Regions from separate parts of the Homo sapiens genome. Here region 2 is linked to region 1. A link is an interaction called in ENCODE POLR2A ChIA-PET data of the cell type or tissue named here. Cell type or tissue: A673. All regions are shown on one strand.

Region 1 (4,000 bases):
CAGCGTAATCAACGCCGTGGCAGAAGAGAGCGAGGGGCTGCAGGAACCCAGAAGAAACACCAGGCCAAGCCCAGTGTTACCACCTGCACATTCTCCTCCAGCTGCTGTAAACTCCACAATGGCAGTGGCTCACACCTGTAGTTCCAGCACTTTGCGAGGCCAAGGTGCAAGGATCGCTTGAGTTTAGGAGTTGGAGACCAGCCTGGGCAACGTGGCAAAACACTGTCTCTACAAAAAATAAAAATAAAAAAATTAGCCAGGTGTGGTGGGGCACACCTGTGGTCCCAGCTACCCAGAAGGGAGGATCACTTGAGCCTGAGAGGTCAAGGCTACAATAAGCTATGATCGCACCACTGTACTCCAGCCTTGAAAACAGAGTGAGACCCTGTCTCAAAAAAATAAATAAGTAACAAGATTTCACTGCCAATTTAAGTTTGACTGCCAAAAGTTTATTGTAATGATGAGCACAAATAATATTTTGAGATATCTGCAACAATTGTGATATGAAAACACCTGTGATTTCTGTTAGTGACAAAGTCACAAGTACTGTGGCACTGCAGTTTGACTGTGGTTTGTTATGTATATTCAGAATTGGAGGAAATACTAAATTTCTGTAAATATAAATGAATGTAAAAATGTAACTTTCCCATCCAAGATTGTGGAGCCCCTGAGTTCTCTCTGTGGACTCTCAGATAGGTTCCAGGTAAAGAATCTCTCTCACAATTAGTTGGACAAGAGCAGGGTATCTGGGGAGGAATGACAAAGATTGAGGGTTTGTGCCTGTGACAGTGATTTTTAATCAGGTGTTACATTGAAGAGGTAGTGGGATAGAGTTGGCAGAGACTAAAGAGCCAGACAGAATTTAATTCCAATCCTCCTCCCAGTCTGTCCTTGCACCAAACCAAGCTATGTGATCTTGGGTATAAGTCATTTCACCTTTCTGAAAAATGCAGAGACTGACATATAACCTCATTTAAGAGAGTCCAATGTAAATTTCTCATCAACTCTAAAGCTCTGCACAGAGACAAACAAGACACAAATATTTTGTGTTTTGTTTTATTTTGTTTACATTTGTATTGTTTTGGTTTTTATTAAGGAAGTAAGCTCTAGAAATGTTGGCAGGAGGCACTTAAGGATGTCAGGGTGGAGTAGAGCAGAGTGGACAAGATCAGGAGAAGTTGTCTCAGGATGGAACAACCTAGCACTTCTCAGAGAATATACTCTAAGTAAGCAAAACAGTACAGAGAGCGGGGCTGAGGCAGGAAAGCCTCCCAGAGGGAAAAGCTGGGAAGCTGGAGCCCCCACAAAGGCCAAGGCTGTGTCCAAATACCTGTGTTGTTTTATGTTCTTGTTCATAAAATCCAATAGATAGGCCAGGCACAGTGGCTCACGCGTGTAATCCCAGCACTTTGGGAGGCTGAGGCAGGCAGATCACTTGAGGCCAGGAGTTCGAGACCAACCTGACTAACATGGTAAAACCCCATCTCTACTAAAAAATACTAAACTTATCCGGGCGTGATGGTGCGCACCTGTAGTCTCAGCTACTCGGGAGGATGAGGCACAAGAATCCCTTGAACCTGGGAGGCAGAGGTTGCAGTGAGCCGAGATTGCGCCACTGCACTCCAGCCTGGGCAACAGAACAAGACTCCGTCTCAAAAAAAAACCAAAAACCAAAAAATAAATAAAATAAAATCCAATAGATAGAAAAGTTCTATTAATTCCTAATGTTTTGCAAGAGTACTTCATTAAAAAAATATAAAACATTGCAGAGTGTTGAAAATCTCTGTTCCTCTGTATCCTGTATTAGCTGTAAATTGATAATTAGTTCAAGAGACTTGATTAAGGCCGGGCGCGGTGGCTCACACCTGTAATCGCGGTGGCTCACGCCTGTAATCCCAGCACTTTGGGAGGCAGAGGCGGGCGGATCACGAGGTCAGGAGATCGAGACCACGGTGAAACCCTGTCTCTACTAAAAATACAAAAAATTAGCCAGGCGCAGTGGCGGGCACCTGTAGTCCCAGCTACTCGGGAGGCTGAGGCAGGAGAATGGCGTGAACCTGGAAGGCGGAGCTTGCAGTGAGCCGAGATCCCGCCACTACACTCCAGCCTGGGCGACAGAGCAAGACTCCGTCTCAAAAAAAAAAAAAAGAGACTTGATTATTCTCAAGTATAATATGGGGAAAAGATACCCCATATGGTGTAGTATACTTTCATCAGAGGCAAATAATGTGAAACTGTTTCTGTCTTGAGGATGTTATCGTTCACTGATGATGATTCCTAGATCCAGTAATCTATTAAATGTTTCAAAATGGTGACATTATAATTCTATCATCTCCTCTTCCTTTACTAGCTGGAATTTTTCTTCTCTTCATCAACTATTTAATTACCCTGAAGTATGTAATTCATTCAGAAAAGACTACAATAAATGCTTGATACTTTCCTTTATTTGCCGATTTTCTGAACAATTAGTTCATAGCATTCTCTAAAGGTGACCAATGAGTTTTTGTTTTTGTAGTATCATTACGAATTCCTGGATTTAAATATGTGTAATGTATTTTCATCCACTGCAGTTAGTATTCTTGGCTCCAGCTAAGCTTAGCGGGAGCTTCTTCAATGTGGCTCCTGACACAACCCCCAATGGCCTTTGACAGATTCCTTGATTCCTGGTTCAGCAAGACCTTCCAAGCTCACTTTGCATTTCCTTCCCTGAATATAGAATCTAAGTAAGCAAAACAGTAGAGAGAGCGGGGCTGAGGCAGGAAAGCCTCCCAGAGATAAACCAAGAAGCCCTGGTTTATTTAATGGCACTTACAGTCTAGGTCTAAGTGCTTATTGTTATTGGTTAGTCATTGTTTCTGGGCTTTTCTTTTTAGTGGATGAAGTTGGGAAATAACTTGTTTTTTCGGCCGGACGCGGTGGCTCACGCCTGTAATCCCAGCACTTTGGGAGGCCAAAGTGGGCGGATCACGAGGTCAGGAGATGGAGACCATCCTGGCTAACACGGTGAAACCCCGTCTCTACTAAAAATACAAAAAATTAGCTGGGCATGGTGGCGGGCGCCTGTAGTCCCAGCTACTCGGGAGGCTGAGGCAAGAGAATGGCGTGAACCCGGGAGGCAGAGCTTGCAGTGAGTGAGCTGAGATCACGCCACTGCACTCCAGCCTGGGCGACAGAGTGCGACCCTGTGTCAAAAAAAAAAAAAAAAAGAAATAAAGAGAAATATGTAGAGAGAGTCCATTCTCTGTTCTTTTTTTACAGCTGCATCATATTGCATTCTATAGATGGATTTTTGCTAATTTTGAGAGTGAGAAATTGTTTCTCAGTGTAGTTTTACTTTGCGTTTCTCTTATTATGAGCAAGGTAGGTCGTCAGGTCGTCTTTTCATAAGCTTAAGGATTATTTGCATTTCTTTCTCGATAAACTCTGTTTCTGGTCTTTTTCCTTTTTCTTTTCTTTTTTTTTTTTCTTTTTTTTTTTGAGACAGAGTTTCACTCTGTTGCCCAGGCTGGAGTGCAGTGGTGCGGTGGCGCAATCTCGGCTCACTGCAACCTCTGCCTCCCAGGTTCAAGCGATTCTCCCGCCTCAGCCTCCCGAGTAGCTGGGATTACGGGCACCCACCACCACACTTGGCTAATTTTTATATTTTTAGTAGAGATGGGGTTTTGCCATGTTGGCCAGGCTGGTCTTGAACTCCTGACCTCAGGTGATCCACCCACCTCAGTCTCTTAAAGTGCTGGGATTACAGGCGTGAGCCACCTCACCTGGCCTTCTATTTTTTTGGGTGGGGGTGGGGGTGGGGATGGGGGTGGAGACAGAGTCTCGCCCCATCACCCAGGCTGGAGTGCAGTAGCACAATCTCAGCTCACTGCAACCTGTACCTCCTGGGTTCAAGCAATTCTTGTGCCTCAGCATCCTGAGTAGCTGGGACTACAGGCATGGGCCACCACACCTGGCTAATTTTTGTATTTTCAGTAGAGACTGGATTTCGCCAGGTTGACCA
Region 2 (4,000 bases), 900 kb before region 1:
CCATCATTTTGCTTGACTTCTCTGACTTGAACGAGCTCAGGCTCCAATCCCAGCTATGCCACTGATGCTGGGCAAGTGACCTCACCCCTCCAAGCCTGCTCCCGCTGATTGTGTGGTTCTGAGGAGTCAGTGACCGTGCCAAGCACAGAGCCGGTCACAGAGGGTGCCCCCTTCCTCTGCCCACCTCACAAAGGCAGCATGCCTCCCCGGATGTGATGTGAGAGGGCAGATGCACCATGACTCTCTTCCCCCTCCTCTGCCCAAACTTCCAGTCTTCTCTACCCTCTTCTACACACACACACAACACCCCACACTCCCCACCATCACTCTCTGCCCGGAAGGCAAAGGTTCGGTTGTTTGTGATCACTTCAAACTTCTGGTCCCCGATGGCAGCCACGTGGGAGATGCAGGCCACAGAGATAAAGCGCTTAGAGTAAGCGTCCTGGGGGAGAGACAGGAACTATATTTTGGGACCCAGCACCTCGCTGACTCCCCCAGCCTCAGCCAAAATGAAGTCTGCAGCCCTGTCTCCTGCAGCTGGTTAGAGACAAGACCCTGTGCTGACCCTGACTGCAGCCCTCAGCAGGCAGAGGGCCAGGAGGACATGGGTTAAGGGGTCAGACTTAGAACTCTGGCGAGGACTCCTCTGGGGAGGGACGCCACCTCGCTCCAGTGTTGGGGCCAGCCTAGGCTGGAGCAGGGGTCGCGTCAGGACTGATGCAGGCCTCACCTTGTTACTGTCAAAGTATCGCAGGTGATCAGTATCCAGTCTCACCCATCGTTTCTGATAGATGTAAGATCTGGAGAGGGAGAGGGACAACAAGCAAATGACCGGGGGTAGGAGGACAGGTTCCAGGACCACCCCAGCCCTCAGAAGCCACACTCAGAGTGAGGATCAGCCAGGTTCTAGGGAGGAAGAATCCCAAATGGCCACTGGCAAGAAGATGGACTTTACAGCAAGAGTGACTGAAGTCAGACTCAAAGTAGCACATCTCTTTTTTTTTTTTTTTTTTTGAGACAGGGTCTCACTCTGCCACACAGGCTGGAAGGCAGTAGTACAGGCCTAGCTCACTACAGCCTCAGATGCCTGGGCTCAAGTGCTTCTCCCACCTCAGTCTCCCAAGTAGCCAAAACTACAGGCATGAGCCACTGCACCTGGCTAGTTTTTAAATTTATTTGTAGAGACGAGGTCTCGCCATGTTGCCCAGAGTGGTCTCAAACTCCTGGCCTCAAGCAAACCTCCCATCTCAGTATCTCAAGTGCAGAGATTACAGGAGTGAGCCACTATGCCCAGCGATCTCCCAATTTTCAGGGCAATAAAATGGGTCTGGAGGGAATCATCAGTGGTCACAGTGTGCCTGGAGGGAGACCTGTGCAAATCATCGCAGGCCCTTCTGGTTTTCAGATCAGTGAGTGATACCAGTGTCCTGGGGTCCTGGACACTGCCCCCCACCCCCCCATGCAGAGCACAGCAGGACCCAAGAGGCCTCACTCACCCCTGCGGTGGGTTCTTGTCCAGCCAGCCAGCCTTGATGACTGGTGTGACGGGGGTGGAGCCCCCAGGCGGCCCGTCCATGGGGTGTGGCGCAGCTATTGTGCTGGGCAAGGACAAGCTCAGGCTGCTGGTATGCCATCCGCCACTAGCGAGAGATGAGGGGATGGGGGGCCGGGCTGAGGAGGCAAGGAGGGGGCGGGCTGAGGTTGGGCTCAGTGGGAAGGAGGGTGGCCGGACACTCACTTGGGGACGCCCTCATAGGCGTGGTCATCCTCTTCCTCATCCCCTTGGTCGTCCCCAGACAGTTCCTCTCCCTCGCTCAGCAGACTGGCCACGCGCACGGCCCGTGGGACTCGGCTCGGTGGGGGCTCCTCCTGCCCCCGAGACCCACTCAGCGTCATCCTTCCCTTCAAGCCACAGATCACACCCACCCGGGGCTGCCACGCCCCCTCTGTCCACACAGCCCCGACCCACACAGCCCAGCACTTTTAGTTCTGTTTCCTCACACTCCCCTCCCCCTGCCAGCGGAGACCACACAGAGACCCAGATCACAGGGACAGGAGAGCCAGTGGCAGAAACCGACCTAGGACACAGACAAAAACAGAAAGATAAAGGGACAGAGAAAAAGACTGCGGGCTAGGGATGCAAGACAGACAGACACGGGAACACAAGAAGTGAAACAGAGACAGACACTCCGGGACAGGACACGAGTTCCTAACACACAGGGTGGGGGGAGGCCACATGCCCACCCACATACAGCCAGGGCCTGGGGGAGCCACACCAGAGCCCCGACCCCTGGCCCAGAGCGCTGTGGCTACACGTGACTCCTGACCCCCGTATGGCAAGAGAGTGAGGTGGGGGAAGGGGAAGCCTCCCGGGAAATGGCTGCCCACTCTCTGTCTGGTAGTCCTCAGGGTCTGACAGGCAGCTGGGCACCCCCACAACACCCTGACAGGCAGACAGTCCCATGCCTGGCCCCACCTTCTTGGTCATCACTCTGGCTGGGGCCCCCGGCCCCTCCTCTGGGACCTCATCGTAGTCAGAGTCATCTGGTGAGAGAGGGGTTGGGGGGCCTCAGGGCAAGGGGCCTGGCCTCCTCTCCTGGGGCACCACACTGGGCTTCACAAAGCCTCCCCCATGCCAAGACCCCCATCCCCACCTCCCCCTGGCTTTCAAAAAAAGGCACAGGGGACAGGAAGTGCGATTTATACCCCCAGGCCTCATAGGACAGTACTAAAGGGTGGCAGAGGAGAAGCTGGGACACCACAAGGAGGTCCGAGCCAGTGGTGAGCTTGGGGGTTGGGGTAAGGACTGTCAAAGGCAACAAGAATCAACAAATGTGGCCAACCCCAGGAAAAGCAAACCACCTCTGGCCAGGCGCGGTGGCTCATGCCTGTAATCCCAGCACTTTGGGAGGCTGAGGTGGGCAGATCACGAACTCAGGAGATCGAGACCATCCTGGCTAACACGGTGAAACCCCGTCTCTACTAAAAATACAAAAAATTAGCCAGGTATGGTGGCGGGCGCCTGTAGTCCCAGCTACTCGGGAGGCTGAGGCAGGAGAAGGGCGTGAACCCAGGAGGCAGAGCTTGCAGTGGGCGGAGATTGCACCACTGCACTCCAGCCTGGGCGACAGAGCGAGACTCCATCTCAAAAAAAAAAAAAAAAAAGAAAAGCAAACCACCCAACACCATGGAAAATCAGACCATGGGTAACTGGCAAAGCCGGCCATGGCCCCACACTTAACGGTCAGGAGGCCAGAGAGGTGGGTGCTGTCTCCATTGTGAGGATGAAGAGAATAGCGCTCAGGGAGGCTGTGACCTGCCCGGGGCCACACAGTGGGCTGGTGGCAGGCTTGCACAGAAAGGAGTGTGATCCTTGCATACCTTCCAGAGGCCTGATTCCAGGGATCCCAGGCCATCCACCCAGAGCCCCATCTCCTGGCTGCAGCACTCACCGAACTCTGGGAACAGGCGTACCGGCTTTGGAGGTATCTCCGGGGGGCAGGGAGGTGGAGAGGGAGGCTGGGGAGGCCCCTGGGGGAGGGTGGACAGGGGCTCCTCAGACTGTGGCTGGGGAGGGGATGATAATGATGGCAGCAATGACTCCTCCTCCTTAGTGGGCAGGCTGGGAACACAACAAAAGTTGGGCATCACTAAGCAACAGAGCCAAGACTGAAACATACTGAGCCCCCAGCTCACCTGAACTGCAGCAAAACTCAGGCACTACACAAACTCACACAGACAGGAGCCCTCCTGCACACAGTCCTCCTCAACTCATCTCCCAGACCAAAACCCCTCCTGGTTCCCCGAAGCCTAAAGGAAGCAGGCACCCTCTTTGGCCTGAATGAGGTGTTCACCTATCCCCAGTGCTCTAGCTTTTAGTCACATATATCTACTGGGTCTCCACACTGAAGGAGGGATAAAGACCAGAATGGGGAGTCAGGGAAGGATTCGTGGAGAAGGTGATGCTTGACCTGAGCTTTTAAGGATAAGAAGGCATTGA

Evidence for each region. Peaks named below come from ENCODE experiments on the same cell type or tissue, not always from the same donor. Only the 100,000 strongest peaks of a DNase experiment are listed, where the experiment ranks them.
Region 2: POLR2A ChIA-PET joins it to region 1 with 5 read pairs; 2 of 35 experiments call an interaction of 5 or more read pairs at or near these places.

Annotation. Positions count from the first base shown.
Region 1 is chr11:73,607,170-73,611,169 of GRCh38, forward strand. No RefSeq gene overlaps it. Among named protein-coding and RNA genes, the nearest start is that of FAM168A, 11 kb to the left of the region's middle. In A673, no CTCF peak of the experiment used is centred here; no DNase peak of the experiment used is centred here.
Region 2 is chr11:72,710,700-72,714,699 of GRCh38, forward strand. ARAP1 (ArfGAP with RhoGAP domain, ankyrin repeat and PH domain 1) reads right to left here. Exons shown (of 35, transcript NM_001040118.3): 4 at 3,453-3,622; 5 at 2,477-2,544; 6 at 1,739-1,869; 7 at 1,497-1,640; 8 at 731-800; 9 at 322-442. Among named protein-coding and RNA genes, the nearest start is that of ARAP1-AS2, 12 kb to the left of the region's middle. RefSeq lists enhancers at 1,943-2,523, 3,105-3,684. In A673, no CTCF peak of the experiment used is centred here; no DNase peak of the experiment used is centred here; H3K27ac peaks cover 822 bases.